Linked DNA regions of Homo sapiens: regions 2 and 3 are each linked to region 1. A link is a loop called in an ENCODE intact Hi-C map of the cell type or tissue named here. Cell type or tissue: OCI-LY7. All regions are shown on one strand. Each heading gives the region's core, and the rest is flanking DNA. Links, peaks and the distances in the headings are about the cores only. Region 1 has its middle 54 kb from the start of STMND1. Region 2 overlaps KIF13A (kinesin family member 13A). Region 3 overlaps KIF13A (kinesin family member 13A).

Evidence for each region. Hi-C counts contacts between places; a loop is a spot of excess contacts. Peaks named below come from ENCODE experiments on the same cell type or tissue, not always from the same donor. Only the 100,000 strongest peaks of a DNase experiment are listed, where the experiment ranks them.
Region 2: a loop joins it to region 1, with 10 times the contacts of the local background. A loop is called at or near these places in 88 of 110 quality-filtered maps.
Region 3: it touches region 1 in a loop (8-fold over the local background); 91 of 110 quality-filtered maps call a loop at or near these places.

The regions. Positions count from the first base shown.
Region 1 is chr6:17,150,569-17,161,201 of GRCh38, forward strand. No RefSeq gene overlaps it. Among named protein-coding and RNA genes, the nearest start is that of STMND1, 54 kb to the left of the region's middle. In OCI-LY7, for the core only: CTCF peaks have their summits at 5,721 (motif pointing right) and 5,927; a DNase peak (open chromatin) is centred at 5,743.
Region 2 is chr6:17,811,029-17,821,661 of GRCh38, forward strand. It overlaps KIF13A (kinesin family member 13A), which reads right to left. Exons shown (of 39, transcript NM_022113.6): 17 at 5,992-6,205. Among named protein-coding and RNA genes, the nearest start is that of NUP153-AS1, 110 kb to the left of the region's middle. RefSeq lists an enhancer at 4,350-4,644. In OCI-LY7, for the core only: a CTCF peak has its summit at 4,496 (motif pointing left); a DNase peak (open chromatin) is centred at 4,483.
Region 3 is chr6:17,797,501-17,808,133 of GRCh38, forward strand. It overlaps KIF13A (kinesin family member 13A), which reads right to left. Exons shown (of 39, transcript NM_022113.6): 19 at 7,975-8,115; 20 at 6,861-7,010; 21 at 2,452-2,613; 22 at 1,766-1,939. Among named protein-coding and RNA genes, the nearest start is that of NUP153-AS1, 96 kb to the left of the region's middle. In OCI-LY7, for the core only: CTCF peaks have their summits at 6,862 (motif pointing left) and 7,063; a DNase peak (open chromatin) is centred at 6,881.

The sequences.
Region 1 (10,633 bases), core at 3,181-8,180:
ACTTTATAACACAATCTTTAATATATTGATAAAAATTTAAAATATATATATATACTTTTTTTTTTTTTTGAGACGGAGTCTCGCTCTGCCGCCCAGGCTGGAGTGCAGTGGTGCGATCTCCGCTCACTGCAAGTTCCGCCTCCCGGGTTCATGCCATTCTCCTGCCTCAGCCTTCCAAGTAGCTGGGACTACAGGAACCCACCACCACGCCTGGCTAATTTTTTGTATTTTTAGTAGAGATGGGGTTTCACGGTGTTAGCCAGGATGGTCTCGATCTCCTGACCTCGTGATCCACCTGCCTCAGCCTCCCAAAGTGCTGGGATTATAGGCGTGAGCCACTGCACCTGGCCAAAAATATTTTTATTGAATAATCCGTTCTTGGCCGGGCACTGTGGCTCACACCCGTAATCCCAGCACTTTGGGAGGCCGAGGCAGGTGGATCACTTGAGGTCAGGAGTTCGAGCCCAGCTAGGCTAACATGACGAAACCCCATCTCTACTAATAATACAAAAATTAGCCGGGCATTGTGGCACGCCCCTATAGTCCCAGCTACTCAGGAGGCTGAGACACGAGAATCACTTGAACCCAGGAGGCGGGAGTTGCAGTGAGCCAAGATTGCATCATTGCGCTCCAGCCTGGGAGACAGAGTGAGACTCTGTCTGAAAAAAGAAAAGAAAAACCGTTTGGTGGTCTGCAAACAGTTGCTAGAAAAACTAACATCTCCAGCACAACACAATGTACAGCAAAGGAAAAAGTAATGTTCTTGGAAGATAGCCTTAGACTATTGGCTTGGTTAAATATTACATTACACAATTGTTAGTAATTTCATTTCATTCAGTCTCATAAAACCTGCTATTTCAGGTATGATATAGGAGCATTGTGGGTTCTACATGGCCAGCACTCCCTGTCCCCTGTCGCCATTCAAAATTGGTGATATTTTTAAAACCACTTCAGGGGTTTGCAATTCTAAAAAAGTTAGAAGACATTGCTATTATTTATTTAGCTGATCCCTGTTGTTGGAAGTTTATTTATTTTTAATTTATTAGTATTAGGAGTTATTGTAAATAATTCTATTGTCCACATAAATAGGCTGGTTTATTAAGTTAGTCTTAAATTTAATCTCACAAGTTAAATAAAATGAAAAATTCCATTTTGGATCTTGTATGTAACATTACAAGGAAGTTGGCAAATGCCAGGGAATTGCCATTTCCACAGAAATATTGTGACATCCAGCGACTGCTTAATTAGTCCAAACAACTTGGAACCATTTGTTTTAATGTTCCAAGGAGGGTCTGTTTAGTCCTTTGTCCCTCCAAGCTTGCTAAAATCTGTGCAGCTTGAATGCTGGAAATTTACAAACAAACAAACAAACAAAAGAAACAAACAAGTAATCCCAGTTGCAGCTGATATAGAGAAATTCATTTTGACTTGCGTCCTCAGTCCAAGGTGAACAATTGCTGGTCTGCAAACAGCTGCTAGAAAAACTAACATCTCTAGCACAACACAATGTACAGCAAAGGAAAAAAGTAACGTTGTTGGAAGATGGCCTTGGACTATTGGCTTGGTTAAATATTACATTACACAATTGTTGGTAATTTCATTTCATTCAGTCTCATAAAAACCTGCTATTTCAGGTATGATATAGGAGCATTGTGGGTTCTGCATGGCCAGCACACGCTGTCCCCTCAGACAAGGGTGAGGACAGTAGGGAGAGGAAGAAAAGCTTGGGCTGTCAATGAGGGACACCAGGACCCTTGAGGTGCCCTCTGAAATCTAACAATCAATCAACTTGAGCCCTTCCAGAGTTGGCTGCCAATTAACTGTTTTCCCCTATCCCCACATCATCTCAACAAGATCAGTGAATATTTTCAATACATTTTTGTCTTCTTCTTCCCATGGTCTGAAGTCAAAGTTTGGGAATGATTTTAGTTACCACTTCTTCACTCCAGTTCCTAGTTTTTCTGAGATAATTTAGTATTTTTGTTTTCAAATTGTTAAATTACCTATAAAGTATGCCGTTTTATTTCTAGAGTCTATATTTGCACTTATATTACAGATTCATTGACAGTCTACCCTTAGTCATTTAGGTAGATAGATAGATATGAATAGATGATGAATATAAGTATCTCAAGTTTCATTGCTCATGCTCATTTCTTCTCATCTTCTTACACTATCATAATGTCTGCTTGGATTTGCTTGTAGTTTGGTTAGAGTATGTGCTCAAGAAAATCCCTCATTTGGGAACACTTAGGTTTATAATCTCTGAATTCTTATATACTCTCAAATTTCTTTCATTACCACATGAGATGTGATATCTTGGCTGGGTATAGAATTGTGGCTTTCATTTCTTATCTCTCAGAAGTCTACAGCTCTCAGAAGTCTGCAGATTCAATTCCACTAGCTTCTGTCTTTGCATGTGATGGAATGTAACAATGCCAGTCAGAATCTTTTTCTTTGAGAAGTGATTTTTCCTTTTTGCCTAAAGATTTTATGATTTTCTCTTTATTTTTTTTTATTCAGGAATTCTATTGGGATTTGCCTGGATATGAGTCTTTTCTCATCGATGTGGCCTGGAAATCAGTATACTGTTTCTGTCTACAGGCCACCAATATCGATTCAACTTTTCTTTTATTATTTTTTAAAGGACTGCCTCTTTTCCTTCAGAAGCTTTATTATAGAATTAGACTTTCAGGCCTATTCTCCAAGTTTCATCATCTCTCTTGATATACTTTTTTTCCCCTCAGGTCATTGGGATATTTTTTGGACTTGCTCTTCCTGGCAACTAAGTTGTGTCTTGACAGTACATTTCTCTTCTACTTATTTTTGACATTGCTTAATTGGAAAATTATGATTTTTAACTTCAGAAATTCTGTTCTGTGCTGCCAGTGACCCTCCTTATTTGATCTTTTTTTCCTCACTAAATTGTTGTCTGTCTCCTCCAGCAGCTTCATTCTATTGATTATATATTCTGTTTGTTATAACTGATCATCCTGCCTTTGACTGCTGAATGTCATTAGGTGGGATTTGTTGTTGCTGTTCAATGTTTGGGCAGAGAGGTCTTAGCTGGCCCATTTAGCTGCTTCTTGCCTTCCTAGAAGCCCAGTAACCAGGCCCATTTGTCAGGGCAGGTAGTGATTTTCCCCAGGGGCTCCTTTTGTTTCTGAATACTACCTTCTTCCCAATATCCACCATTGTCAGTCCTGAGCTCCCTGAAACTCGTCTCCAGGCACTCATATAACCCCTGGGAGAGAAAGTCCTATGCTGGTTCAATTAAACCTAGGATGTTGCTTTCATCCAGCTTTCTATAGACCTCAGCAGCTTTTTGGCTCAAGAGATCCATATGGATTGGACGTGGGAGTAAAGGAGAGGAGAGGGCCACATTCAGATAGATGGCTACATCCCCCAAACGCTTCTGCTTTCTCTGAGAGGACTTAAAAATACTCTTCTATTCATCGTTTAATAAGAGAAAAACTGTAACCTACGAATTATCTTGGATTTTTCCATATCTGAATGACTGTATTGGTTTTTTTCCTCCAACCTATTGATGGAATGAATTGTATCAGCATTTTTGCTGATACAGAACAATACTGCCACTCCTGGAATAAACCCCAACCAAGTCATTTTATCAGTCAGGATGCTTTCACCTAAAAATAATGAAAAGCCCAACTCACATCAATTGAAACAATAAAGAAATATATCGATGTATTTAACTAGAACACAAAAAGTAAGGCAGGTTCATGACTGGTTGTTCCAGGGCTTAACAGGCTCCTGTGACCTCAACATCAGCTTTGTCCTAAGGTGCAAATTCCTTGTAGTCATAGGATGGCTTTCAGTAGCAGCTGGAGCTATATGGTTCCTCCCTTACTTCTAGCAGAAGATGGTCATTTCAGGAAGCTTTCCCATCAAAGCAAAAAGGACATTTCCTAAGGGACTATGAAAGTGGCTCCTTGCATTCCTTATGCCCAGATTGTGTCCATGCCAATTCCTAAACCAGTCACTATCTAGGCAGTGGAAATTATCCATAGGCCAATCAAATCTCCCTTTGGAGTGAGGGACCGGAAGGCTTTCCCTGAAGCAAGCGGGTAAGGGGTGGATTCTGGAATCAAACTGACTTCCACTCAGAAGGGAGAAAGGCAAAGGAATGATGAACAGGCAAGCACCAATGTAAACCACAATCACCATCCTGGATTCACTTTACTAACGTGTGTGTGTGTGTGTGTGTGTGTGTTTAGTAGAGATGGGGTTTTTCCATGTTGGTCAGACTGGTCTTGAATTCCTGACCTCAGGACATCCACATGCCTCGGCCTCCCAAAGTGCTGGGATTACAGGTGTGAGCCACCGCACCTGGCTTTTTTTTTTTTTTTTTTTTTTTGAGATGGAGTTTCACCCTTGTCACCCAGGCTGGAGTGCAATGGCGCCATCTCGGCTCACTGCAACCTCCGCCTCCCGGGTTCAAGCCATTCTCCTACCTCAGCCTCCTGAGTAGCTGGGATTACAGGCATCTGCCACCATGCCCAGCTAAGTTTTGTATTTTTAGTAGAGATGGGGTTTCACCATGTTGGCCAGGCTGCTGTTGAACTCCTGACCTCAGGTGATCCACCCACCTCGGCCTCTGAAAGTCCTGGGATTACAGGCGTGAGCCACCACGCCAGACTGCTAACTTCTTATTTTGAATTTTGCATCACTGGTATATGGTTTTCTTCATGATGATCATTTCTCATAAGAAAATCTCGCAGGAATTTTCTACCAGAGACTTAAAAGTATGCAGCCCATCCTTCTCCCAAGCTGCTAGATTTGGGTCTGAGAGTCTCCTGATATTGCTCTTGCCAACTCTTAATTTACAGGGGATTCAAATAATTTGTTTTCAACTTTGCTGAATTTGAGAAAGCTTTACTGATGAGCTTTAGATCGTCTTTTCAATTCTACCAATATTATTTATTCATGCTTCCAGTCTTTGATCCGCTTATTTTTAATATCAAGTGATATTTTATTATATCCGTATTCCTTTCCATAAATTTGATTTTGCAGTCATAAGAAATAAAAACGAGAGATCTCATGTTTCCTTTACCCACTTTCCCCAGTGGCAACATTTGCAAAACTGTATTAACAAAAATCACAAGGATATTGACCTCGACTCAGTCAAGAGATAGAACATTTCCATCACCACAAGGATCACTCGTGTTGCCCTTTTAAAATTATTTTTTATCTTTTATTGTGCTTTAAAAACACATAAAATTTACCATTTTACCATTTGTAAGTGTACGGTTCAGTAGTGTTAAGTATATTCACATTGCTGTGAAACTATCTTTACTCTTAATTGCTCCAATCTTTGGTAAATACACCGCATTTACTCTTCATCTTGCCCTGTATACAAGATACAGTGGTAGGGTGGGCAGAACACAAGTAATGTTTAAGGTGGGAGGGGAAAAACATATGTACATGTGAAAAAATAACGAAATTGACAGTATATTTCTCAAAAGATAAATGACAGAATAGACAATTCTGCCATCTCATTCCTCCTTCCTTTTCTTTCATCCCCTCTGCTTCTTTTTTTTTGTAAAATTGATTACCTCTGATGAAATTTCACGGTGAGTTTTCTAATTAATCACAGTTCACTAGGAACTATTTTTCCCCACCTGCCATGAAATTTATTAAAACCAGGACAAAGATTTTTCCTTAAGAGGCTTCATCCATCTTACGGTATTGCTTTGGTCTGTGTCCAGCAGGTGGCACCAAAGGATAGTGAATAGAAATCAGTAAGCATCTTGATGGTGAATAGACTCAAAATTTGTGGGGGTTTATGGCACTTTGAGTCTTTCTACTTGATTGCATAATGATCAAAACTTTGCTTAGTCTATCCACTGAATATTTTAGCTCCTGGATCACTGTTACATTCTTCAACACATCTCTTGTCCTAATTTTTGGTGATGTTAATATCCATGTGGGTAATGCTTCCCAAGTCCTTCTCTCTGAGTTCCTTGACATCTTCTCCTCTAGTGATCTCTAAAGTGCCACCCTGTGCAACTGATCTCACAGTAAATTCATGGTTACTAATATCCAGGCAGCGGCTCTTAATGAGGCCAGGAATCCGCACCTGCCTTCTTGGATGTGGAGGACCTATCCATGCCCCCAGCTAAAGCCCATCCTATCTCAGCTACTCAAGGATGTCAGTCCTACAGATCTCTCATGTTATCAACATCTCCTCTACAGAAACTTTCCCAGCTTCATGTAATTGTGTTCTTCTTTCTTTGTGAATACCTGGAGGCCCCTTAACACCTGGTTTCCTTCTTATCCACACTTCCCACTCCAGGAACCACCCCTCCTCCTCCCCATTTCTTTCCTTCCTTTTACAGTCAAGTAAAAGGAAGAAAAAAGTTGTCTATACTCATTTTTTTTCTCCTGCTTATTCTCCTTTTAACCCATTTTAGTAATAGCATCACCCCCACCATTCCACTCAAACTGTTCTTGTTAAGGTCAAGGCTCACTGACTCTATTGGACAACTCTCAAGTCTTATTGTACTTGATCTGTCACAGGATTTGACATGGTTGATTGTTCCCTCCTCCTCACACACTCCCTTCACCTGCCCTCCAGAACGCCACGGTCTCCTGGGCTTCCTCCCGCCTCATTGGCTGCTCCTTCTGTTTCCCTCGTGAGTTCCTCCTCATTGCTCCGATCTCTACACATCGGAGAGCATAGAACATTTTCCTTTGGACGTCATCTCTTTTCTAACTACATATTCATCTTCGATGGTCACATTCAGTCTGATGGATAAAACACCATTCATATGCAGAAAACCCCCAAATTTTACATCCAATGAAAACATCTTCCTTAAGTCCAGGCTCCACTTGGATGTATCATCAGCCTCCAAACTCATTTTTTACAATTATACACACACACACACACACACACACACACACTTTTTTATTTCAATAGCTTTAGGGGTACAAGTGGTTTTTCATTACATAGATGAATTGTATACTGGTGAAATCTGAGATTTTCATACTTCCATCACCAGTGCACATTGTACCCAATATGTCATTTTTCATTCCTCACCCCCCTCCTGTCTTCCTGCTTCTGAGTCTTCAGAGTCCACAATAACATTCTGTATGCTTTGTGTATCCATAGGTTAGCTCCTGCTTAAAACTGAGAACATGTGGTATTTGGTTTTCTACTCCTGAGTTATTTCACTTAGAACAATACCCTTCAGCTCCATCCAAGTTGCTACAAAACACATTACTTTGCTCTTTTTTATGGCTGAGTAGTATTCCACAGCATCCCAACTCATTATGTCCCAGATGGAGCTTTCTCTGCTTCTCTTAGAGCCTTTTCTATCTCCGTGAATGCCAACTGCATCCTCCCCATAGTTCAGGCCAGAAACCTTAAAGCCATCCTTGACTCCTCTCTTTCATACGTTTTACCCAGTCTCTTAATAGATCCTGTCAGCCCTTCTTTCAAAATATATCAGAGTCCAACCACTTCTCACTACCTAAGCACTAAAATCTTGTCCAAACCACATCTGTCTCTCACTGGATTATTGAAATAGCCTTCTAGTTCATCTTTCAACTCTGCCCTTGTCTCTTTTCTGTCTACTCTGAAGACAGTAGCGAGGGAGGTCCTGTTATAAAATGATGTCGACCTAATCACTTGTCTAATCAACATCACAAAGGTCTCCCACCTCACACCAAGTAAGCCAGAATCATAACAACAGCCTTCGGTTCTGGGCTTCATCTTCAACTACTCTTCCCCCCACTCACTCACTCCAGCACACCAGCCCACTCTGTTCCTCAAATATGGCAGGCATGGGTCCCACCTCAGAGCTTTCGTCCCTCTCATTTGCTCTGCCCAATGACTGCCTGGGTCACTCTTCCTCCTCTTTCAGTCCAGTGAGCTCTTCTCTGATCACCTGGCTTATTCAAGTATTGTTTCATTTCATTTTACTTTACTTTATTTATTATTTATTTATTTTTTTTTTTTTCTGAGACAGAGTCTTGCTCTGTCGCCCAGGCTGGAGTACAGTGGCGCTATCTTGGCTCACTGCAACCTCCGCCTCCCAGGTTCAAGCAATTCTTCTGTCTCAGCCTCCCGAGTAGCTGGGATTACAGTCACGTGCCCCCATGCCCGGCTAATTTTTTGTATTTTTAGTAGGGATGGGGTTTCACCATGTTGGCCAGGCTGGTCTTGAACTCCTGACCTCGTGATCCACCTGCCTTGGCCTCCCAAAGTGCTGGGATTACAGGCATGAGCCATTGCGCCCGGCCATTTTATTTTATTTTAGACAGGATCCTCCCTCTTTCACTCAGGTTGGAGTGCAGTGGCATCATCAGAGTTCACTGCAACCTCGAACTCCTAAGCTCAAGAGATCCTCCTGCCTCAGTCTCCCAAGCATCTGGGACTACAGCTGCGTGCCATCATGCCTGGCTAATTTTTTTATTTTTTGTAGAGATGGAGTCTCACTGTGTTGCCCCTGCTGGTCTCAAACTCTTGGCCTCAAGGAATCCTTTCACCTCAGCCTCCCAAAGTGCTGGGATTACAGGTGTGAGGCACCATTCCTGTTCCTAGACCACCTGTTTAAAACCACATTCTCACCCCACCCATCATTCTGTAACCTGCTTCTAGCTTTATTTTTCTCCATAGTGATGTGTATTGGTTTATTGCCTATCTTTCCCCACCTAGAGCATAAGATCTACGTGGGCAGCAACCTGTGTTGTTTTGTTCCCTGCTGTGTCCTCAGAGCCAAGGAGGGTGCCTGGTACATGATTGATCCTCGATACAGACTCGTCGAGTGAATGAATAAATGAGTGATTCCTCTGCATTGGATCAGCAGTTGACTTGCACAATATTTATTGTGCACAAACATAATCTTTCATTCCTGACATACAGTGTGTTGCCCTTCCTAAGTACAAGCACAGGCAGAGCTCCAAGTCCTTGGTCAATGTTTTATTGAAAGGTAAGTTTAAAACTCAGAACAAACCGGCTCTCATGCTTTTGTAAATCATTTACCAAAATATGTTCTACCAACAATTTCCTTTCCTTGGGCCAGCTTTTATCTGAATGTACAACACTTAATGGCATAAATTCTACAAGGCTGAACACAATGGCATGTTTTATAAAAATACCCAGCTGAGGACATAAAAACACCCTTACCTCCAGAATTATCTATAAATGTAGGTATTCCCCAGCCTACCCAGTGTTTTAGATACTTGAGAATGGACGACTGTAATTTATTTTTTGGAACTATGCTAAATTTCTCCTTTGATCACTTAAATGTAAATACTTGCATTCATCTTAATAAAAAAGAAGGACCTTGGGTCTCCATCCTCCAGATGACAGCATGTCCTACATTTTAAATGTAAAGAGTTTAAGTCATGTTTTGCTTTTTGTCAGGTGATATGGTTATGCCTTGTGTCCCCACCCAAATCTCATCTTGAATTGTAAGGCCTAGGTATCGAGGGAGAGATCTGGTGGGAGGTGATTGGATCATGGGAGGCTTTCCCCCATGCTGTTTCTGTGATAGTGAGTTCTCACGAGATTTGATGGTTTCTCAAGGCAGTTTTCCCTGCTCTCTCCTGCAGGTTCTTCTCTCTCCTGCCACCTTGTGAAGAACGGGCCTTCCACCATGACTGTAAGTTTCCTGAGGCCTCTCCAGCCATGCAGAACTACGAGTCAGTTAAACCTCCTTTGTCTATAATTACCCAGTCTCAGGCAATTTGTTATAGCAGTGTGAGAACGGACTAATATATCAGGTGAAATAATTTGCAGTTTATTTGTTCAGAATAATGAGACCACAGCCAAACTTTTTTTGTACCAATGGGATTTAAAATGCTAAACCCTGCTTGTGGGGTTTTGTAGGGAATGTGGAAAATGGCATTAATTCCTGTGTAGAGAGCATAGTGGTGTAGGAAAATTCCTTTTGGAAATCTGCATCTTTTCCATAGTGTCCAGCTTTGAAATCAGTTTCCAGGTCCAGCTAAATGAATAGGCTTAACCCCCATCTAAAGAGTTATGCTACCTTTTCACTCTAAGTATTTTATGCTTTAAGGAAAAAGTCAAGCAACTCTTGCTTATAGAGTTGGTTCTTGACCATCCTGTCTTGCATGCGATAAATGTTTCTTTTGCACATATTCTGTGCTGGACACCATGCTAGGTCTTAAGGATGCAGAGAATACAGGGAAAACATGAGTAAAACTTAGCTTTATTTATAAGGAATCAGATCTATTAGGGAAGGAGAGAAATGTGCAAACAAGTCATCAAAATGCATTGAAATGTGTTCTAAATTAGTGTACAGAGGAGAGGAGAAAGAAACTATATTGCTGAAAGGTTCTGTGAAGGTTTCATGGAGAAAGTGACATTTTAGCAGAATCTTGACTGATGAGTGGGAGTCTACCCAACATAGAAATAGGAGAAAAAGACTCCAGGGGGAGAATTGTATATGCAAAGACTGAAGGTGTGAACAAACATGGTATGGTGATAGGACAGGGAAATGTCTGTGTGCCTGAACCAGAGGTGTGGAGTGAAGGAGATGTGGCTGCCTGAGCTCAAGCGCCTGTGTACCTGGCTCAGTGAGTGGGAATTAATCTGAAACATTCAAGGGTGTTCAGCAATGGACGAATGCACTGATCTGTTTTGGGATGA
Region 2 (10,633 bases), core at 1,378-6,377, 660 kb after region 1:
CCCAAATACATCTTAATTCTCTTCCATTGCTTCTCATCTGTTCATGCCAATCTGCCCACCCAAAATGTCCTTCTTACTTTCTCTCTGCTGGTCAAACTCTACCTCTCAAATGCACTTGAAATCAATCCTTCTCCCTGAAAACCTCTGTAGAAGACTCAGCTTCATTAAGTCTCATCTTCCACTGAACAACCAACAAGCTTACTGTGCAGTCTGTCCACTTAGCGATTACATGCTTTTCACTTCAATACATTCACACAATCAATGCATACAATATTTACTAAATACCTACCAGGTGACCACATCATTCTAGGCACTAGGGATACTTCAAAGGATTCCCTGTCCCTTGCAACTCATTTTCCAGGGTAGGAAATAGAAAACAAACAAATAACTATTAATATATAATCCTAACGTTTCCTATTGTTGAATGAAACTGTTCTTTAATTTTCTATGACTTAATTTTTCCACAAATTTATATCTTGTTTCATACTACATTCTAAGTGTACAAAGAGAATAAACGACATCTGTGGCTTTCTTTGTAATTCTCACCAGCGTTTAAATTTACTTGATTCTCAACCCATCAACATTCATGTAGGTAAGAGTCCTTCATTATTTCACAACCCATCAACAATTTACTTAGGTAAGAGTTCCAGCTTCTTATATAACCACATACAATTAATGACATCTTACTTTTATCCAGTGAAACCTGACAAAATCAATAATGCAACTATTCTTGTCTTTGAATGACATTCCCAAAATATCTCATCTTTTTTTTTCTTCCTTCCTTCCTTCCTTCTCTCCCTCCCTTTTTCTTTCTTTCCTTCTCTCTCTCTCTTTTTCTTGGAGATAGGGTCTCCCTGTGTTGCCCAGGCTGCAGTGCAGTGGCTATTCAGAGGCATGATCACAGTGCACTACAGCTTGAAACTCCTGGGCGCAGGTGATCCTCCTGCCTCAGCCTCTGGAGTAGCTGAGACTATAGGCATGTGCCACTGTACCCGACTTCTACACTTTTCCTTTCTTTTAAGAATTTAAGCCCCAAAGAAAATCAATCTGGAATTAAGGGAAATCAAAAAAATATTTTTAACTATTTAACTGAAAAACACTATGGTTAAAAGCAAACCACCTTCTTTATCAGATACTTTTGTTTTTTAAAATTTAAATATTTTGACTTATTTTAGGTTCAGGGGTACATGCACAGGTTTGTTATACAGGTCAACTCATGACTAAGGGGTTTGATGTATGGATTATTTCATTACCCGGGTAGTAAGCATAGTACTTGGCAGGTTTTTGTTTTTTTTTCCTGAGCCTCTCCCTCCTCCTCCCACAGGCCCCAGTGTCTGTTGTTCCCCTTTCTGTCCATCGGTTCCCATGATTTAGCTCTCACTTATTAGTGAGAACACGCGGTATCTGGTGTTCTGTTCCTGCATTCGTTTTCTAAGAATGATGGCCGCCAGTTCCATCCATGTTCCTGCAAAGGACACGATCTTGTTGTTTTTCATGGCTGCATAGTATTCCATGGTGTACATGTACCACGTTTTCTTTATCCAGTCTATCGTTGGACATTTAGGTTGATTCCATGTCTTTCCTATTGTGAATAGCACTGCAATGAATATACATGTGCATGTGTCTTTATGGTAGAACAACTTATATTTCTTTGGGTACATACCCAATAGTGAGATGGCTGGGTGAAATGATAGTTCTGTTTTTAGCTCTTTAAAAAATTGCCGCATTGCTTTCCACAATGATTGAATTAATTTACACTCTCACCAACAGTGTATAAGGGTTCCCTTTTCTTCGCAACTTTGCCAGAATCTGTTATTTTTTGACTTTTTAATAATAGCCATTCTGACTGGTGTGAGATGGTATCTCATTGTGGTTTTGATTTGCATTTCCCTAGTCATTGGTGATAATGAACACTTCTTAATATGCTTTGTTGGCCACATGTATGTCTTCTTTTGAAGACACTTTTGCTTTTATCTTTTATATTGTTTAGTAAATAGAAAGGATATCAATGGGTACAATTATATCAGTTATCCTCAACAGCTAGCTGTTGCTTGGCGTGAAGCCACCAGCTCATAGTAAATGTGTAAAAGGCAGCTCTTCAGAAAAAGGACCATCTGATAACTTTTGTCTGTTTCTTCCAGGTACAATAAAGTATAAAAAGTAACATAACATCTGGTGCAGTGGCTCACGCTTATAATCCCAACACTTTGGGAGGCTGAGGCGGGCGGATCACCTGAGGTCAGGGGTTCGAGACCAGCCTGGCCAACATGGTGAAACCTCATCTCTACTAAAAATACAAAAATTAGCCAGGTATTGTGGTGGGCACTTGTAATCCCAGCTACTTGGGAGGCAGAGGTAGGAGAATCGCTTGAACCTGGGAGATGGAGGTTGCAGTGAGCGGATATCATGCCATTGCACTCCAGCCTTGCACTCTAGCCTGGGCAAGAAGAGTGAAACTCCATCTCAGAAAAAAGAGTAATATAAGTATGATAAATCTTCCTATTTCAGTATCCAGACAGATGAGCAGGTAGCTCCTGGGGAAAATATAATTGACTCTCTTCTCTTCATTTAACATTAACAAGTGCGTGACTGTTGCGAGCCTTGCGCTGCAGGGCAGGGTTCCCTTTTCTCCTCTTGGGAGTCACCTTCCCCGGGTGTGGCCTGTGTTCTGCATCTCATTGCTAGTGAGAGCTGCAGTGTGTGTGTGAGTTACAGGAAGAGCTCTACAGTCAGAATGCCACGGCTCTGATCCCATCGCCCAATTTACCAGCTAACTGACCATCTGGGTAAATCATTTAACCTCTCAGCCTGAGTTTCCTTATGTGTAAAGGCAGTAGCAGTTGTGAGGATTAGAGGAATACAGGAACAGCAATTAGTACCTGGTACATGGTATAAATGGTCTATAGATGTAAGGTGCTGCTTTTTTTTTTTTTTTTTTTTTTGAGATGGAGTCTTGCTCTGTTGCCCAGGCTGGAGTGCAGTGGCATGATCTCAGCTCACTGCAAGCTCCGCCTCCCAGGTTCACGCCATTCTCCTGCCTCAGTCCCCCGAGTAGCTGGGACTACAGGCGCCCGCCACCACGCCCGGCTAATTTTTGTATTTTTAGTAGAGATGGGGTTTCACCTTGTTAGCCAGGATGGTCTTGATCTCCTGACCTCGTGATCTGCCCGCCTTGGCCTCCCAAAGTGCTGGGATTACAGGCATGAGCTACAGTGCCCGGCTTTTTTTTTTTTTTTTTTTGAGACAGTCTTGCTCTGTCACCCAGGCTAGAGTGCAGTGGCGTGATCTCAGATCACTGCAACCTCTGCCTCCCGGGTTCAAGCAATTCTTCTGCCTCAACCTCCCGAGTAGCTGGGATTATAGGTGCCCACGACCGCACCTGACTTATTTTTGTATTTTTAGTACAGACGGGGTTTCACCATCTTGGCCAGGCTGGTCTTGAACTCCTGACCTCATGATCCACCCGCCTCGGCCTCCCAAAGTGCTGGGATTACAGGCGTGAGCCACCGCGCCCAGCCAGGTGTTGCTTTTATTAGTACTATTAATTATTATAACACAGGTGTTATTAGGAGACTGCAGAGAAAACTGGGTTCAAACTCTGTTTTTTTCACTTCCTAGATGGTTGATTAAGGCAGGATATTTAAACTGATTGCCTGACCTATAAGACAGGGATAATAGTTCCTATGGCATACTGCTGCTGGGATGTTAAATAAAAGACTGGACTATGGCAAGAACACAACTGAAGTCTTCAATAGCCTATTGTCCTTATTATGGTAGTGGTGATTATTATTATTACCATTTCCTCCACTGTAGGGTCCAGCCCCACTGGGTCTGTGGATTTTTCTCCTCGTGTGTGGAGATGAGAGATCATAGAAATAAAGACACAAGACAAAGAGATAGAAGAAAAGACAGCTGGGCCCGGGGGACCACTACCACCTAGACGCAGAGACCGGTAGTGGCCCCGAATGCCTGGCTGCACTGTTATTTATTGGATACAAGAAAAGGGGGCAGGGGAAAGAGTGTGAGCCATCACCAATGACAGGAAGGTCACGCAAGTCATGTGTCCACTGGACAAGGGTCCCTTCCCTGTTTGGCAGCCAAGGCGGAGACAGAGAGAGGACAGCTTACACCATTATTTCTTCTATGTATTTCAAAGACTTTAAGTACTTTCGCTAATCCTGTTACTGCTATCGAGAAGGCAGAGCCAGGCGTACAGGGTGGAACATGAAAGCAGACCAGGAGAGTGACCACTGAAGCACAGCATCACAGGGAGACAGGCCTCTGGATGGCTGCGGGCGGGCCTGACTCATGTCAGGCCTTCCACAAGAGGTGGTGGAGCAGAGTCTTCTCTAACTCCCCCGGGAAAAGGGAGACTCCCTTTCCCAGTCTGCTAAGTAACTAGTGCCTTCCCCAGGCACTGACGCTACTGCTAGACCAAGGCCCGCTAGGTAATGGGCGCCTTCTCAGGCACTGGCCTTACCACTAGACCAGGGAGCCCTCTAGTGGCCCTGTTTGGGAGTAACAGAGGGCTTACACTTGTCTTCTGGTCACTTCTCACTGTGTCCCTTCAGCTCCTATCTCTGTATGGCTGGTTTTTCCCAGGTGATAACTGTAGAACAAAGATTATTATAATATTGGAATAAAGAGTAATGCTACAAACTAATGATTAATGATATTCATATATAATCATATCTATAATCTATTTCTAGTATAACTATTCTTATTCTATATATTAGCTTTATTATACTGGAACAGCTTGTGCCCTTGGTCTCTTGCCTTGGCACCTGGGTGGCTTGCCACCCACACTCTACCACTTTCTCCTTTGAGAGTTCTGATATAAGTATTTTAAAGTCATAAATCTTTTCTTTTAGTCAGGTTCTTTTTTTTTTTTTTTTTGAGACAAAGTCTCCCTCTTGTCACCCAGGCTGGAGTGCAATGGCGCGATCTTGGCTTACTGTAACCATTGCCTCCTGGGTTCAAGCGATTCTCCTGCCTCAGCCTCCCAAGTAGCTGGGATTACAGGCGCCTGCCACCATGCGCTGCTATTTTTTCTTTTTTTTCTGTATTTTTAGTAGAGACAGGGTTTCACCATGTTGGCCAGGCTGGTCTGGAACTCCTGACCTCAGGCGATCCGCTGCCTTGGCCTCCCAAAGTGCTGGGATTACAGGCCTGAGCCACCGCACCTGGCCTGAGTCAGGTCAGGTTCTTCCTGTCACCCAGGCTGGAGTGTGGTGGCATGATCGCAGCTCACTAAAGCCTTGATCTCTGGGGCTCAAGTGACCCTCCCTCCTAAGCCTCCCAAGTAGCTGGGATTATAGGCACCAGCTACCATGCCTGGCTAATTTTTTATTTTTTGTAGAGACAAGGTCTCGTTATGTTGCTCAGGCTGGTCTTAAACTCCTGGGCTCAAGCGATCCTCCCAGTGACCTTATAGGCATGCACCACCACGCCTGGGTAATTTTTACTTTTTGTAGAGACAAGGTCTCACTATGTTGCCTGGGCTGGATTCAAACTCCTGGGCTTAAGTGATCCTCCCGCCTCAGCCTCCCCAAGTGCTAGGATTACAGGTGTGAGCCACTGCACCCAGCTATAAATCTTAAACTTTCACATTTAGTAGATTAATCAGCACTGAAGTTGTATTTAAATAGATTCAAAAGTATGAGAAATAAGAAAAAAATGCTTTTGTGTTAAAGAAATTATTCAAACTTTCTAAATTTCAATACATACCTGTCTAACCCTTGCAACTTGGCACCATTTTTATTGAAGGGTAAATGGTTTGGGGGTAGGAGGGGTCTTTAACAGCTAACATTATAGTAAACATACTTAGGGTGGACAATATTTGTGAAAGGAAAAGCTAATTGGCAATATCACGTATGGGATTAAGAGTTCTCTTGTTGCTAGGTTTGTCCCTGACATGTCTCAAAAACCCCTCCCTCAAAGACCCACGGCCTTGGGGCCTTGACTCTGGGCTGCCCCCGCTGCAGTTCTTACCTCTCTTCTGCCCACTGGGTCACCTTCTGCTGCGCTGTCTGGCTGCTGTAGGCCAGGCGGTCAGGGCCGCTACTCTGTGGCTGCCTGTCGGGGGAGAGCTGCTGGCGGAGTTGCTCCAGTTCCCGCTCATACATGAGCCGCTGCTCCTCTAGGGCACTTCTCTTTTCTTCTAGGTATTGTTTCTCCAGGACCTGAACCACATTTTGAACTGGGTCTAGTGAGCCAAGAGACAAGGCAAGGTGTCTTAGTGGCGGCTAAAACAAGCATTCATGCCAGGCACTGCAGCCTGTGGGAGGCTTCCTCTAGCAAGGAATCTAGCCAGTCAATACGCTTTTTGTGAGAGGCCTGAGGGGCCACATCAGGGAAATCCTCTCAAATTCCTTGTTACAGACATTGCAGATAAATGCCCTTTATAAGTATACATTCTCCACATCCTCTACGTTACTTTCTTCAATTTGATGAGCTCATCCTAACGTTTAGATAAATCATTAACCTACTACCAGCAGATGGGGGAAGAGAGAGGAATGTGATCTTATCCACTGGGAAGAAAAACTTCACGAAATCTAGGACAATTCCAAACACAGAAGCACATAAGATTTGATCTTTCTTTATGGTAATTCATTTCTATGTCCATTTAATATCAGTTTTGGTATACGACAAAGATTTATGACTTTCACCACAAATCCTATTACTATTGAATTTCTCTAAGTGGGAGGAAACTTACAGATCACAGCACATGTTTGAAAATATTGCTTAAGGATATGGTCTGGCAATTTCTCAGACTAGTATCTAAAAGGACAATTCACTTGCAAAAATAATAAAAACCTGTTTCTAACATCTCACGTGTACAGGCACAGAGCTCACCACCATGCACATGGGTGAAAAGGTATAGATGTACTAACAGATCTTGCTCCAATGAGCTACCATGATGGTTGTGGTATAGGTAAATCCTAATGGGCTGGGCAGGATATCAACTTGGTAATGACCAATAAGCTGGATACTGTGGAGAAAGATCAAGGCTCTGGGTCACATGTACAAAAGGAGAAAGTTACTGACATCACTAAGTGAGGACAGTGTAGGGAAGGAGAATGTTAGACAATCTCAATAGTAGAACAAGAAAATCATCATCACAGTTAATATTTCCCAGAACTATATTGGACTGAGAGATGCATTCTCAGACCAGCCTGGGACATGATTTTCTCCTTGTACATTCACACATTTGCCTGCTATTCAGTGCCATTTATGCTGTATTCCCACACATTGGCACTCAGTTTAATTTCCAGAAAAGAAGCTGAAAATTAAAGTGACTCAGGAGGAATTTTTATATTACCTGATGATTGCTATTGACTGGTTTTTCCAAGATACCCTAACAACTTGTAAAATACACATGTAAATTGTAATAATTTTCTATATTAGCATTAAGAGAAAAAGATAGCATGTTAGCTTCAAAAAATAAAGTTAAATAATTCAAAACAAAAAGAATCAATTTTTTTAAAATCACAAGAAAAGCTCAGTATAGATGAGTTGTTTTAATAAAAATGACAACCACAATGGCAACAATAACTCTACTAGCTCCTGGCTACATCGCAAGTAGAGGTTCTATCTGCTTTGCATGCATCACTTCATGAAAGCTTTGCAACAAGCCTAAGTGTGGATATCATCCCGATTTTAAAAATGAGGAAACGGGGGCTCAAAAAGGCTAAACAGCTGATCTACAACACGTAGCTACAAAGTGACAGGGTCAGGTTTTTAACTCAGATAACTAACTAATTGGCTGGGGTAGGACATTCACTTGGTAATAAACTGATGTGGTACTCTTACCCCCAATGTTTTGCTTACAATTAGTATTCTGTGAAAGAGTGATACTTTTGAAAAAGATACTGTTTTATTGATATAAAATTCTAAAATTCAGCATGTTTTCAAAGAAGCAAAATAGTTTTCTTTGTAGAGTCCTGACATGAGTTCCTAAAATATATCACTTTTTTTTTTTTTTTTTTTGAGACGGAGTTTCGCTCTGTTGCCCGGGCTGGAGTGCAGTGGCGCGATCTCGGCTCACTGCAAGCTCCACCTCCCAGGTTCAAGCCATTCTCCTGCCTCGGCCTCCCCAGTAGCTGGGACTACAGGTGCCCACCACCACGCCAGGCTAATTTTTTGTATTTTTAGTAGAGATGGGGTTTCACCGTGTTAGCCAGGATGGTCTCGATCTCCTGACCTCATGACCTAAAATATATCACTTAAAAAGCTGATGGAAAATAAACTGGGGGCCAGGCGTGGTGGCTCACGCCTGTAATCCCAGCATTTCGGGAAGCTGAGGTGGGCGATCACTTGAGGTCAGGAGTTCAAGATCTGCCTGGCCAACGTGATGAGACCCTATCTCTACTAAAAACACAAAAACTAGTCAGGCGTGGTGGCATGTGCCTGTAGTCCCAGCTACTTGGGAGGCTGAGGCAGGAGAATTGCTTGAACCCAGAGGCGGAGGTTGTAGTGAGCTGAGATCGTGCCACTGCACTCCAGCCTGGGCAACAGAGTGAGACTCCATCTCAAAAAAAGAAAGAAAAGAATATAAACTGGGGGAAAAAACCCAAACCAAAAAACAAACAAAAAATCTTATGCAAACATAGATCCTGGGTGGGTAAAATATTATCTATATAATAACAACCTATGTATTCCTAAGCATCAGAACTTCTGACAAACTCCTATAACTTCTAAAAAAATATGAGAAATATGGTAAAATTTTTTTGAGGGCATCTGAAGACATTTTAAATGTAAGCTCTAGAGAAGAAAAGTTCTTTCAGAATTAAAAAAATATATACACATATTTCTCAAACAGTATATAGGCTCTGGGTTTAAAAAAGAAAGGACAGGGTGCTACAGTACTTGCCATCCATTTATATTTAGATGGAGCCCAACTGTCCTAACAGTGTTTATAAATCTTTTCCAGAGAAGCTGGAAAACACACCGTTTTATAAAACTGCATTATAGGGTTTTTGCTACGAGATACTGAATAAGATATATAATCCACATTTCCATTGTTAGTCAGTAGTGCAGAAACACACATGATCCCAAATGACTGGGGCAGAGGGGATCTCACCCCAAGGTTCCATGCTGACACAGGCCACGTGAGTGAGGCTATTTGAAACTGCACCAGCAGCTGTCATGACACAGCACTACCACTACTCACTAGGCATGATGAGTGGCCACAAATTGAAGTGCAAATACAGAAGACAGAGCAACTCAATCCGTCCTTCCTCTGAGACTCCCACAGTAGAGTCTTGTAAGCCCCATTCCCGAACTCCCAGATCCGCCCTCACCACACACAGCTACGGTGGAGGTCTAGGGGCTGGGGTTTTGTTTCGCCTCTGATCCCTAACATTAGTCTGCAAACACCTTTCTCACGGACAACTTTGATGACATTTTCTTTTCAAATCAATTAACCAGTTTCAAGTCTTTACCCCACACACAGCATATTTTCAAACAGACCATCCAAATCAGCAAGTCGATCTGACTCTATGATGTGGCCCAGGACGGAAGCCAAAGATTATTCAGCCCTTTCTCAAAATACCAACCAAATATCAAGAGATTGTCCACAGGTTTATTTTTCCTATCATTTTCCTTCTCTTGAATGAACTGTTTTAAATAGTGAGCCAGGTGCCCAAAGCCAAGATCTCAAAGAAGTAAGTATTTTAGGAAAAAAGAAAGGACCACGTTTACTTTGGGCATAGCACTTTCTCGTCCTCATTAGTTTCTTCTTTACTTAGTAGGTAACTATGCAATGAGCTCAAACCGACCCATCATCCCAAGAATGGAAAAGAAAAAATGGCGGTGGTAGTGGTGCTGGTAGCAGGGTATTCATATAAGAAAGAGAATTAGAATTAATTAACACCAAAATGTCTAAAAAACTGAATTGAGGGGAAACAGATCTTTGGAGAAAAAAAGAACTATTTGATCCCAGATGGAACAAACTGGCACTACGCATGACCCTTTGTCAGCCCCTTAATTGTTCTTTATTTTTAAAATGTTTTGTAGAGATGAAGGCTCACTATGTTGCCCAGGCTGGTCTCGAACTCCTGGCCTCAAGCAATCCTCCCACTTTGGCTTCCCAAAGTGCTGGGATTACAGGAGAGAGCCATTGCGCTTGGCAAAGTTGCACTTTCTTTAGAGCTGCCATTGACATTGAAAAAAGAGATGATTCTTATTTTGTCTGATTCCTATTTCAAACCCCTGGGAAGAAGGCATTATTGTCCACAAATACTAGGTTTCTTTTTACTTTTAATTCAAATGAATTGGATTTTAGATCAGTATTTACTCTAGAAACTAAAAAAATACATTAATCTTACCTATTACTGGGATACTGTAGGTGAATATATATCTGGAAGTACTACTGACCTGAACTGCTCTGCTGTCAACAGCAACAAAGCCATCGATAACAGCAGTAATAATACCAATAATACTTTTCAGTGCTGTTGCACACATACAGAATAGCTGCTGTTAGAGTTTAACCAAAATCTGGGAGGCAAATGGAATTGGGACATGGTGTGTGTGTGTGTGTGTGTGTGTGTGTGTGTGTGTTGGGGGTGGGGTGTTCATAATTGAAAAGGAACATTCCTCAATGAAGAATACAGAACACCTTCATCAGCCAGAA
Region 3 (10,633 bases), core at 4,199-9,198, 650 kb after region 1:
GCCATGGCTTAGGAGAATAATAACAGAATTAAATTTTATATGGTTATCTTCATGACTTTATGCTCTTGCTCTTAAGCTTTCCTACCCTATTTCCTCTTTCCAAAACACAAACAGACAGGGCAAGGTGACTCACGTCTGTAATGCCAGCACTTCGGGAGGCCAAGGCAGGAGGATAGCTGGACAAAGTGACCAGGAGATAGTGACCAGCTTGGGCAACAAAATGAGATCCTGTCTCTACAAAGTAAAAACTAGCCGGGTGTGGTGGTGCACACCTGTAGTCCCAGCTACTCAGGAGGCTGAGGCAGGAGGATTACTTGAACCCAGGAGTTCGAGGCTGCAGTGAGCCGTGATTGTGCCACTGCATTCCAGCCTGGGCAACAGAGTGAGACATCGTCTTTAAAAATAAAAACAAACCCAAACAGATGATTGTGAGGAAATGAATACTGAACTGACTGAGATGGGTGGCAAATCACCCAGAAAAACGAAGTAGGCAACGAGCCAAGCTAATTTTCTTTCCATTAGTCTTTAGGTGGAATCTCAGGTGAAGACATTGCTTGTGACTCTAATTTGCAGAAACAGTTGTGCTATATTTATTTAACCATATAGTATCTGCTTTTTAGTCTATTTTATTTGAAGATAGACCCAGAATTTAAGAAGAAAAAGAAACTTCATGACAATCTATACATTTTAGCGATGAAAAAACTCCAAGATGAAAAAACTCCAAGATCACAAGAGATCCAAAAAACTCCAAGATCATAAGAACCCAGAAGCTCTGGGACTAGCATTTATTAAAACAGCTGTTAACCAGGACACAGTTAAAATTCAGATTTCATCTTTCTAAACAAGCAGCTTTGTGGATTCAAAGAAAGATGGGGAATATTTAAAATAATATTCAGAGAACAACAATAAAAAATGATTAATAAAGATTTTGAGGAACAGACTTGTTGAATACAGATAAATGTATGCTATTTGTTTTCAGAAAAAGAAAAACTTGACAGCCCTTACCTATGTGAAATTTTATAGGTGGTGATATGGATTCGTTTTCTAAGTGTAGAACCAGAAAGAATAAGCATGATTTGCAAAAGAAGGGATCTTGTGTATCTATGAAGGGAAGTCTAAGGAAAAACAAAACTATAGAGAGGATGGAGCTGGTCTTTTAGAAATGACTTGTCAGCAGTCCTTGTGAAAGCCAGGAAGAGTATATGATGTCTCAAAGGAGATCCAACCACATTCACCACAAATTCACCTTTCCTTTTTTTATATTTTCTCATATGACTTATGAGAAACTCTATATGAAACATATCACTCATATGATACATTAGAATGTAATGCTATATTCATAAGAATCAGATGTATAGCAACTTACATGTTAAGATGCGCAAATTCTGAAATATGTATAATATGATCCCACTTTTGCATAGCATTTTTAAAGAACTTATGTGTGCATGATGTAAAAGGGTGTATGTACATATGTTATGACACACATATAAAAGATGCAGAGCATAGAAAGTAGTTTAATGAAATATGTAGCAACCTGTCACTGGTGGTTTATATCTTTGGGGAACAAGACTGTTGGTAGAGATCTTTTAGATTTTATTTTAAATATTTCTAAACTATTTGCATTTGTAATGAGGTACATTTTTGAGGTTAAAACATCTAATAAACATATTATACTTAAAACAAATGCTTGTGGGGACAACTGATTGTTGAACTGCACCAATTTCTGCTGCTTCCTACACAGCTCATTTGGTAATGGCATTTGTACCTTACAGTGGGAGAAGGTCACTGTGTACTGGGCATCCTTGGACTGTGGTGAAGGCACCTCGGGGTCCACCACCGGGGCAGCCACCGTAGACTCACACTGGTCCCAGAATGTGTATTGACAGAAGACAAAATTTGAGAGGTTTAAGGGCAGCCCCGTTGCTTCTTTAATTTTTACCTGAAGAGATAAACAATACAAATAAAACTCCAATGAACACTAAACATTCTTTCATTTCAGCTACCTCAAATTTAAGAGTAAGCGATGAAACAAATTGGTCATCCATTTGACATGTGAAAATATTATATCTGACACCGTGACACTAAGGGTTGTATCGATAATGAAATCTGTACCACAGTTCTGTAACTATAGTATATAAACTTGGCAACAAATACACACATTCCTGCAAAAGCTTCCTAATGACTGAGATGCAACCTTTAATAGAAAAACATAATTCACTAAGCAACATACACTTCTTGCATGTCAAATACATAAACACTTTTGAAATTTGATGCAACTGTCATAAGAAAGTGTGCTATATTTCTGAAAACAAAGTACTGTCCACCACTGTATCTGCTGTTACAAAATCCAACTTTTACTACCCTGGATGAAAAACTCTCATAAGATTTTTTGTAAAATGGTTTTGCATGAAAAAGGTCATTTATATGAGCCTCCCATCACTGTCCTCTCACCCGACATGTCAGCTTTTTGACTCGGTGAATGATTTCCCCGCTGCTGTCTACGACTTCAAGGCTCCCACTTTCACTGGAATTCTCCGAAGAGTCATCCTCCACCACACGCTCTGGAACAGCTCCTGTAACACGCATCACTTCCACGTGGAGACGCCCTGCAACCTGGGTCAAGGAACCAGAGCACCTTAGAGTGAACAGACATCCTGTGGGCAACCTCGACCCAAGACAGACGTGCCTTCTACAGTGAACCTGGAGAGGGGCTCTGCAGCTGCTGCTTGGTCGTCTTCGGCAACGGGAGCCCTGCTACTACCAGAGCAGTCCATTCCACCACTTGCCCCTGTGATCATCCTGCCTTAGTGTGAGCCAAATTTGCCTCCCTGCAACTTGCCTTCTGGAGTCATCCTCAAATGTATCCTTCCAAAGGACAGCCCAGGAATAGCTTAAAGGTAGCTCTCACATTTTACTTGGAGTCATCTAGTATCCATGTTTTGTTTTGTTTTTCCAAGATGGAGTCTTGCTCTGTCATCCAGGCTGGAGTGCAGTGGCATGATCTCAGCTTGCTATAACCTCTGCCTCCTGAGTTCAAGCGATTCTCCTGCCTCAGCCTTCTGAGTAGTTGGGATTACAGGTGCGTGCTACCACGCCCAGCTAATTTTTTTTTTTTTTTGAGACAATGTCTAGCTCTGTTGCCCAGGCTGGAGTGCAGTGGCGTGATCTCGGCTCACTGCAACCTCCACCTCCTGGGTTCAAGCGGTTCTTCTGCCTCAGCTTCCCAAGTAGCTGGGATTACAGGTGCCTGCCACCATGCCTAGCTAATTTTTGTATTTTTAGTAGAGACGGGGTTTCACTGTGTTGGCCAGGCTGGTCTCGGACTCCTGACCTCATGATCCACCCGCCTCGGCCTCCCAAAGTGCTGGGATTACAATCATAAGCCACCGTGTCCGGCCAATTTTTGTATTTTTAGTAAAGACGGGCTTTCACCATCTTGGCCAGGCTGGTCTCGAACTCCTGACCTTGTGATCTGCCTGCCTCGGCCTCCCAAAGTGCTGGGATTATAGGTGTGAGCCAACATGCCTGGCTATCCATGTTTTTTAAAATATATTCACTCACCTATTCATGTGAGTGAATATGAAATGCTTCATTCACTTATTCATTTGACCAAACAGCTAGCTCATGAAATACCAAAATAAAAACACAGGTTCTGCCATCAGGCAACTCACAGTAAAGGGAGGCAAGACAGAGAAGTAACTCACTAACAGGCCAGGCGTGGTGGCTCAAGCCTATAATCACAGCACTTTGGGAGGCCGAGGCGGGTGGATCACCTGAGGTTAGGAGTTCAAGAGCAGCCTGGCCAACATGATGAAACCCTGTCTCTACTAAAAATACAAATAATTAAAAAAAAAATTAGCCAGGCATGGTGGGTCATACCTGTAGTCCCAGCTACTCGGGAGGCTGTGGCAGGACTGCTTGAACCCGCGAGGCGGAGGTTGCAGTGAGCCGAGATCGCACCACTGTGCTCTAACCTGGGCAACAGAGTGAGACTCGGTCTCAAACAACAACAACAAAAACAACAACAACAACAGCAACAAAACTCACTAATAACAGCATAGAATAGTTGCTATAATAGATATATGTGCGAGTTGTTATGGGATAAACTTATCCACTAACACATATTTACCAAGAACTAACTGTGCCAGGAACTGTGCTATGAGCATCCAATAGCAAACCAAATTGACAAGGTTCCCGGGCTCGCGCAGCTTTTATTCTCTTGAGAGTAGAGAATGGGTGTGTAACTCAGACTGGGGCTGGGAGCAGGATGAAGGAGGGCTCCATAAAGCAGTGCCATTAGATCTAATCCAGGAGGAACAGCATATTGAAAGCCACACAGATATGAGGAATGTTACTTTAAAACTTTTTCATTAAAAGGTTTTAAATTTTCTATCATGGTGGCTCTCTGGATAGGAGCCAGTTTAACCGTGTTTTTCTTAAAGCTGGCTGCACAGAATCAAATTAGAGGAAAAGGATTATTCTAAAATTTGCATTCTTGGAGTGCTTTGTCTTAATTATATTTCATAACATAGTTTCAGGTTGTAATGACTGTGGCTGTCATTACACATGTGTACAAGGTGACACATGTTCTGGTAGTACTGCTATCATCCTAAACAGGGAAGGTTATTTTTAAAGGTAGATCAGATCCAATTTCCACACAGCAATTGGTACTGGCACCAAGGACCTACAAGAAATTACTCGATGATATCTGAGAAGTAAGACAAATATGGAGGAAGTAGTAAGATGGGGGAAGAAAGGAAATAAAAGAAATCAGAAGATAGTTGTTCTTAAGCTTTTTTTTTTTTTTTGAGACGGAGTTTCGCTCTTGTTGCCCAGGCTGGAGTGCAATGGCGCGATCTCGGCTCACAGCAACCTCCGCCTCCCGGGTTCAAGCCATTCTCCTGCCTCAGCCTCCGGAGTAGCTGGGATTACAGGCATGCGCCACCACGCCGGCTAATTTTGTATTTTTAGTAGAGATGGGGTTTCTCCATGTTGGTCAGGCTGGTCTCGAACACCGGACCTCAGGTGATCTGCCTGCCTCGGCCTCCCAAAGTGCTGGGATTACAGGCGTGAGCCACCACACCCGGCCAAGCTTTTTTTTTTCTTTTTAATGCTTTTCGATAATCTAATTCATTTTAATATAATTTCAGGGGGATTCATGGAATACTCAAAGCATACCACAGACTCCAAATTAAGAAGTCCTGAACTAGGGACTCAGCCACTGAATCACTCTGCCATGTTAACTGTGCTTTTTCTTTTTGAGACAGGGTCTTGCTCTGTTGTCCAGGCTGGGGTGCATTGGTATGATCATGGCTCACTGCTGCTTAGACCTACCTGGGCTTTGGTGATCCTCCCACCTCAGCCTCCTGAGTAGCTGGTGGGACTATAGGTGCTCATCACCATGCCTGGTTAATTTTTTTGTGTTTTTTTTGTTTTTTTTTGTTTTGTTTTGAGACAGAATCTTGCTCTGTCACCCAGGTTGGAATGTAGTGGTGTGATCTTGGCTCACTGCAACCTCCACCTCCCGGGTTCAAGCGATTCTCCTGCCTCAGCCTCCCGAGTAGCTGGGACTACAGGTGCCCGCCACTAAGCCTGGCTAATTTTTTTGTATTTTTAGTAGAGACGGGGTTTCACCATATTGGCCAGGCTGGTCTTGAACTCCTGACCTTGTGATCCACCTGCCTCTGCCTCCCAAAGTGCAGGGATTACAGGCGTGAGCCACTGCACTCTGCCCATGCCTGGTCAATTTTTAAATTTCTTTTTTAGACATGGGGTCTCATAGTGTTGACCAGGCTGGTTTCAGACTCCTAACTGTGCCCATTTTTCCCATGGGAAAAAGCTCTGTTAGGCACTGGTCCTCTGGAGCAGAATGTCCATGGGGTGTTTCCATAGTGGAGGGTGGGCTGTGCACTTACACCCCACAACTGGGAACCCGGGTCTATATCGCAGCTTCACTTTGGGCAGAATGGCATCTTATTCTTCACCTGCTCTAAGAATCACAAGAAATAACCTGGTAGTTCAACGTACATTTTCTGAAATATCTTATGCCTACCTAGGCCACTATATCTAAATAGCTGAAATACCAGAGTTTAAAAGGAGGGTAACAATGAGTCATTGAAGCCTGTTTTGTTTTGAGTACTTTGGACTGCAAAATAATCCTCCTGAGTTGTATCTTACAAAGACCATTTAGGGGCCAGGAAGGAACTAGAGTATATCGCAAAGGTATGAGATTACCTTTAAAAAGAGAGAGCGATATGGGGCACAGAGCTGAATATGGTTTCCAAAATATTTCCCATTTGATTAAAACAAAGAAAAAACTTGTGACCTCCAAATATTAAATGTTATAATAATCTTTTAAGACCATGACTTGGGCCAGGCACCGTGGCTCACGCCTGTAATCCCAGCACTTTGGGAAGCCGAGGCGGGCGGATCACAAGGTCAGGAGATCAAGACCATCCTGGCTAACACGGTGAAACCCCGTCTCCACTAAAAATACAAAAAATTAGCCCGATATGGTGGTGGGCGCCTGTAGTCCCAGCTACTCGGGAGGCTGAGGCAAGAGAATGGCGTGAACCCGGAAGGCGGAGCTTGCAGTGAGCCGAGATCGCGCCACTGCACTCCAGCCTGGGCGACAGAGTGAGACTCCGTCTCAAACAAACAAACAAACAAACAAAACCATGACTTAATCCTCAAAGCTTCTAATATCGATTATTAGTAGAGAAAAAAGAATGCAGACCTTGACTATTTGCCTTAGTTTCTTGATCCACCTCAAGAACATAGCTTAAATAGAATGAAAAACAAAATAAAACAAAACAAAAAACTTGAACCACCATCGTTCTCCAAGGCTGGCCTGTGCTTACCTCCCCCTGCTGGCTGATGATAGGGACTGCATACTGAAGTTTCACATCACAGAAGAGGCATTCCAAGAATACATTCGCCACCCCGATGAGGTTGTGATTTTCTTGGGCTTCATAGAAAGGGTCACCTCGTTTTCCGTAGAGTCTCTTTGCCTGAGAAGTAGGAGGGGCCAGTGAGTGGACGAATAAGAAACATAACATCAATTTAAATAATATTATTTAAAACTAGCATTTGAAAAAAAATTTAAAGAATCTATCCATTTAAACAGCAAGTAAAATTATAATGTCACATAAATAAAAACTAAATTAGCTGGGCGTGGTGGCGCACGCCTGTGGTCCCACCTACTCAGGAGGCTGGGGCACGAGAATCGCTTGAACCCAGGAGACAGAGGTTTCAGTGAGCTGAGATTACACCACTCCAGCCTGAGTGACAGAGCGAGACTCTGTCTCCATTAAAAAAAAAAAAAAAAAAAAAAAAAAAAAAAAAAGAATTAGCCCATGGGAGGGGCCTGTTTGCTGGGGAGCTAACTAATGCCTGTGCAGAAGATTCCTCTTCAGTTCCTGCCTTGTCTTCCTTATCTACCTCACTTGCAGCTTTTTCATTTCATCCCCTTTGTTTTGCCTCATCTCCTTTGCCAAGTCTTCTTTTCCACTGCTAATGTCCAAAAAATGGATTATGCAAGCTTAAATTACTCTTAGTAATCTACCTGGCCACGATCACAGCTAGGGGTGCGTGAACACACATTAATGAATGCGAAATCCACACTGGCTCCAGTCAAGCTGATTTTTCACAGCACCGATAAAATGGCATAAATTTACTTCATTCTACTTCTTTTCACTTGAAATGTAGTAAACATGAAGCCAAATAAGAATCTACTATATGTTTTCTTCATTTAGTTCCCAACTGTGTGGGGATCATGTGTTGTATTACTGATCCAACTTAGCGCTTCTTTCAAAATCACTTGTACTTTATTTTCCTAATATAATATCTAACGTATCATGAGCACATCTCCGTGTGTGTGTGTGTGTGTGTGTGTGTGTGTGTGTGTGTTGCTAAATCGCTTATATTCTCTGTTTTTAACATAACAAAATCTCCATTACATTTTGTCTCTTTTACCTCAGGAACTTTTTCCTTCCATTCTTGGTAAAGGTCTCTCATGTCAATTAATTTATTCTCCAGCTTCTCAATGGTCCACACTTGGGTGCTCTTTCCTTTCCTCCTCACTTGGATAGCTGGTTCACTCACTATTGCACCTCTCTGCATAAGGAAGAAAAACAAAACAAACCCTGTTATAACTCCTTTTTCGATTGCTAAAGCAATATATATACAACAGTAACACAGTAAGTTTGCAAAACACATAAATGCATACAAAAGAAGATAAAATTCTACCACCTACGAGGATAGTCTGGTTTATTTTCTACCTTCTATGTACACTCATGCACACTTTTTAATTTTTATCACGATCAAGACCAAACAAAAGTATAACTTCATACCCCAATCCTCTCTCCAGTTTTGATATTGTGATCATTTTTCTTGTATTGTTAAATATTCTTCATAAGCACGATTTTTTTTTTTTTTTGAGATAGGATCTTGCTCTATCATCCAAGCTGCAGTGAAGTGGTATGATCTTAGTGCACTGCAGCCTTGACCTCCTGGGCTCCAGGAATCCTCCCACCTCAGCCTCCCAAGTAGCTGGGACTATAGGCACATGACACCATGACTGACTATTTTTTATTTTATTTTTTGTATTTTTTTGTATAGATGGGGTTTTGTTATGTTGCCCGGGCTGGTCTCGAACTCCTGTACTCAAGCGATCTGCCCACCTTGGCCTGCCAAAGTGCTAGGATTACAGGCGTGAGCCACCAGGCCCAGCCATAACCATGATTTTTTAATGGCAACACAGCAGTGTCCTTAGCATTTGGATGTACTATACATTTGAGTAATTATTCTATTGTTTGACATCATGTCTGTTTCAAGGTTTTGCTATTATAAAGTCCACTATAAGCATCCTTGTGTATAAATCTCTATGGACACTTCTATGACTATGGGCTTAGAATAAATTTCCCAAAGGGGAACTACTAGGTCAAAAGACTAAAACCCAGTAAGACTGATAAGATACTCCCTGACTCATTTTCTAGCTTGCTTGCTGGAAGAAAAAGTGAATGGATGAAAAACAATTTTCTTACTTTTTTTAAATTTAGTTTTTCTTTTTTTCTGAGTCATAGAAAAACAATTTTCTGGCTGGGCACGGTGGCTCATGCCTGTAATCCCAGCACTTTGGGAGGCCAAGGTGGGTGGATCACCTGAGGTCAGGAGTTCGAGACCAGCCTCACTAACATGGTGAAACCCTGCCTCTACTAAAAATACAAAATTAGCTTGGTGTGGTGGCGCATGCCTGTAATCCCAGCCACTTGGGAGGCTGAGGCAAGAGAATCACTTGAACCCGGGAGGCGGAGGTTGTAGTGAGCCAAGATCATGTCATTGCACTCCAGCCTGGGCAAAGAGCGAAACTCTGTCTCAAAAAACAACAACTGTTGCAGGAAGTCAGGGACCCCAAACGGAGGGACCGGCTGGAACCGTAGCAGAGGAAGATGAATTGTGAAGATTTCATGGACGTTTATCAGTTCCCAAATAATACTTTTATAATTTCTTATGCCTGTCTTTACTTTTATCTCTTAATCCTATTATCTTTGTAAGCTGAAGATGTACGTCATCTCAGGACCACTGTGATAACTGTGTTAACTATACAAATTGATTATAAAATGTGTGTTTGAACAATATGAAATCAGTGCACCTTGAAAAATAACAGAATAACAGTGATTTTTAGGGAACAAGGGAAGACAACCATAAGGTCTGACTGCCTGCAGGGTTGGACAAAAAGAGCCATATTTTTCTTCTTGCAGAGAGCCTATAAACAGACATGCAAGTAGGAGATATATTGCTAAATTCTTGTCCTAGCAAGAAATATTAATATTAATACCCTGGGAAAGGAATGCATTGTGGGGGGAGGTCTATAAACGGCCGCTCTGGGAATGTCTTACCTGGTTGAGATAAGCACTGAGATACGCCCTGGTCTCCTGCAGTACCCTCAAGCTTACTAGGGTGGGGAAAAACTCCACCCTGGTAAGTTTGTGGTCAGACCGGTTCTCTGCTCTCGAACCCTGTTTTCTGTTATTTAAGATGTTTATCAAGACAATATGTGCACCACTGAACATAGACCCTTATCAGTGGTTCTCCTTTTGCCTCTGTCCTGTTCCCTCAGAAGCATGTGATCTTTGCTAGACTGGTATTAGTAGTTCTGCTTTTTGTCCTTTGAAGCATGTGATCTTTGTACCTACTCCCTGTTCTTACACCTCCTCCCCTTTTGAAACCCTCAATAAAAACTTGCTGGTTTTGAGGCTCAGGTGGACATCATGGTCCTACCGATATGTGATGTCACCCCCGGCGGCCCAGCTGTAAAATTCCTCTCTTTGTACTCTTTCTCTTTATTTCTCAGCTGGCTGACACTTATGGAAAATAGAAAGAACCTACAATGAAATATTGTGGGCGGGTTCCCCTGATAAACAACAACAGCAACAAAAATGAAAAACAATTTTCTTCAAAGTTTCTCCCTACAGGAAAAATTCTTCAAGGTGAAATGACAGGAAACTCCCAGACGCTTGCAAAGAGAGCCGTGTATTTGAAGTCAGGTATCATGAAAAGTCTTCCTTTCTTGTAGAATTCACTCTTAAAAAGGTACCATAGCAGGCTGGGCACAGTGGCTCACGCCTGTAAT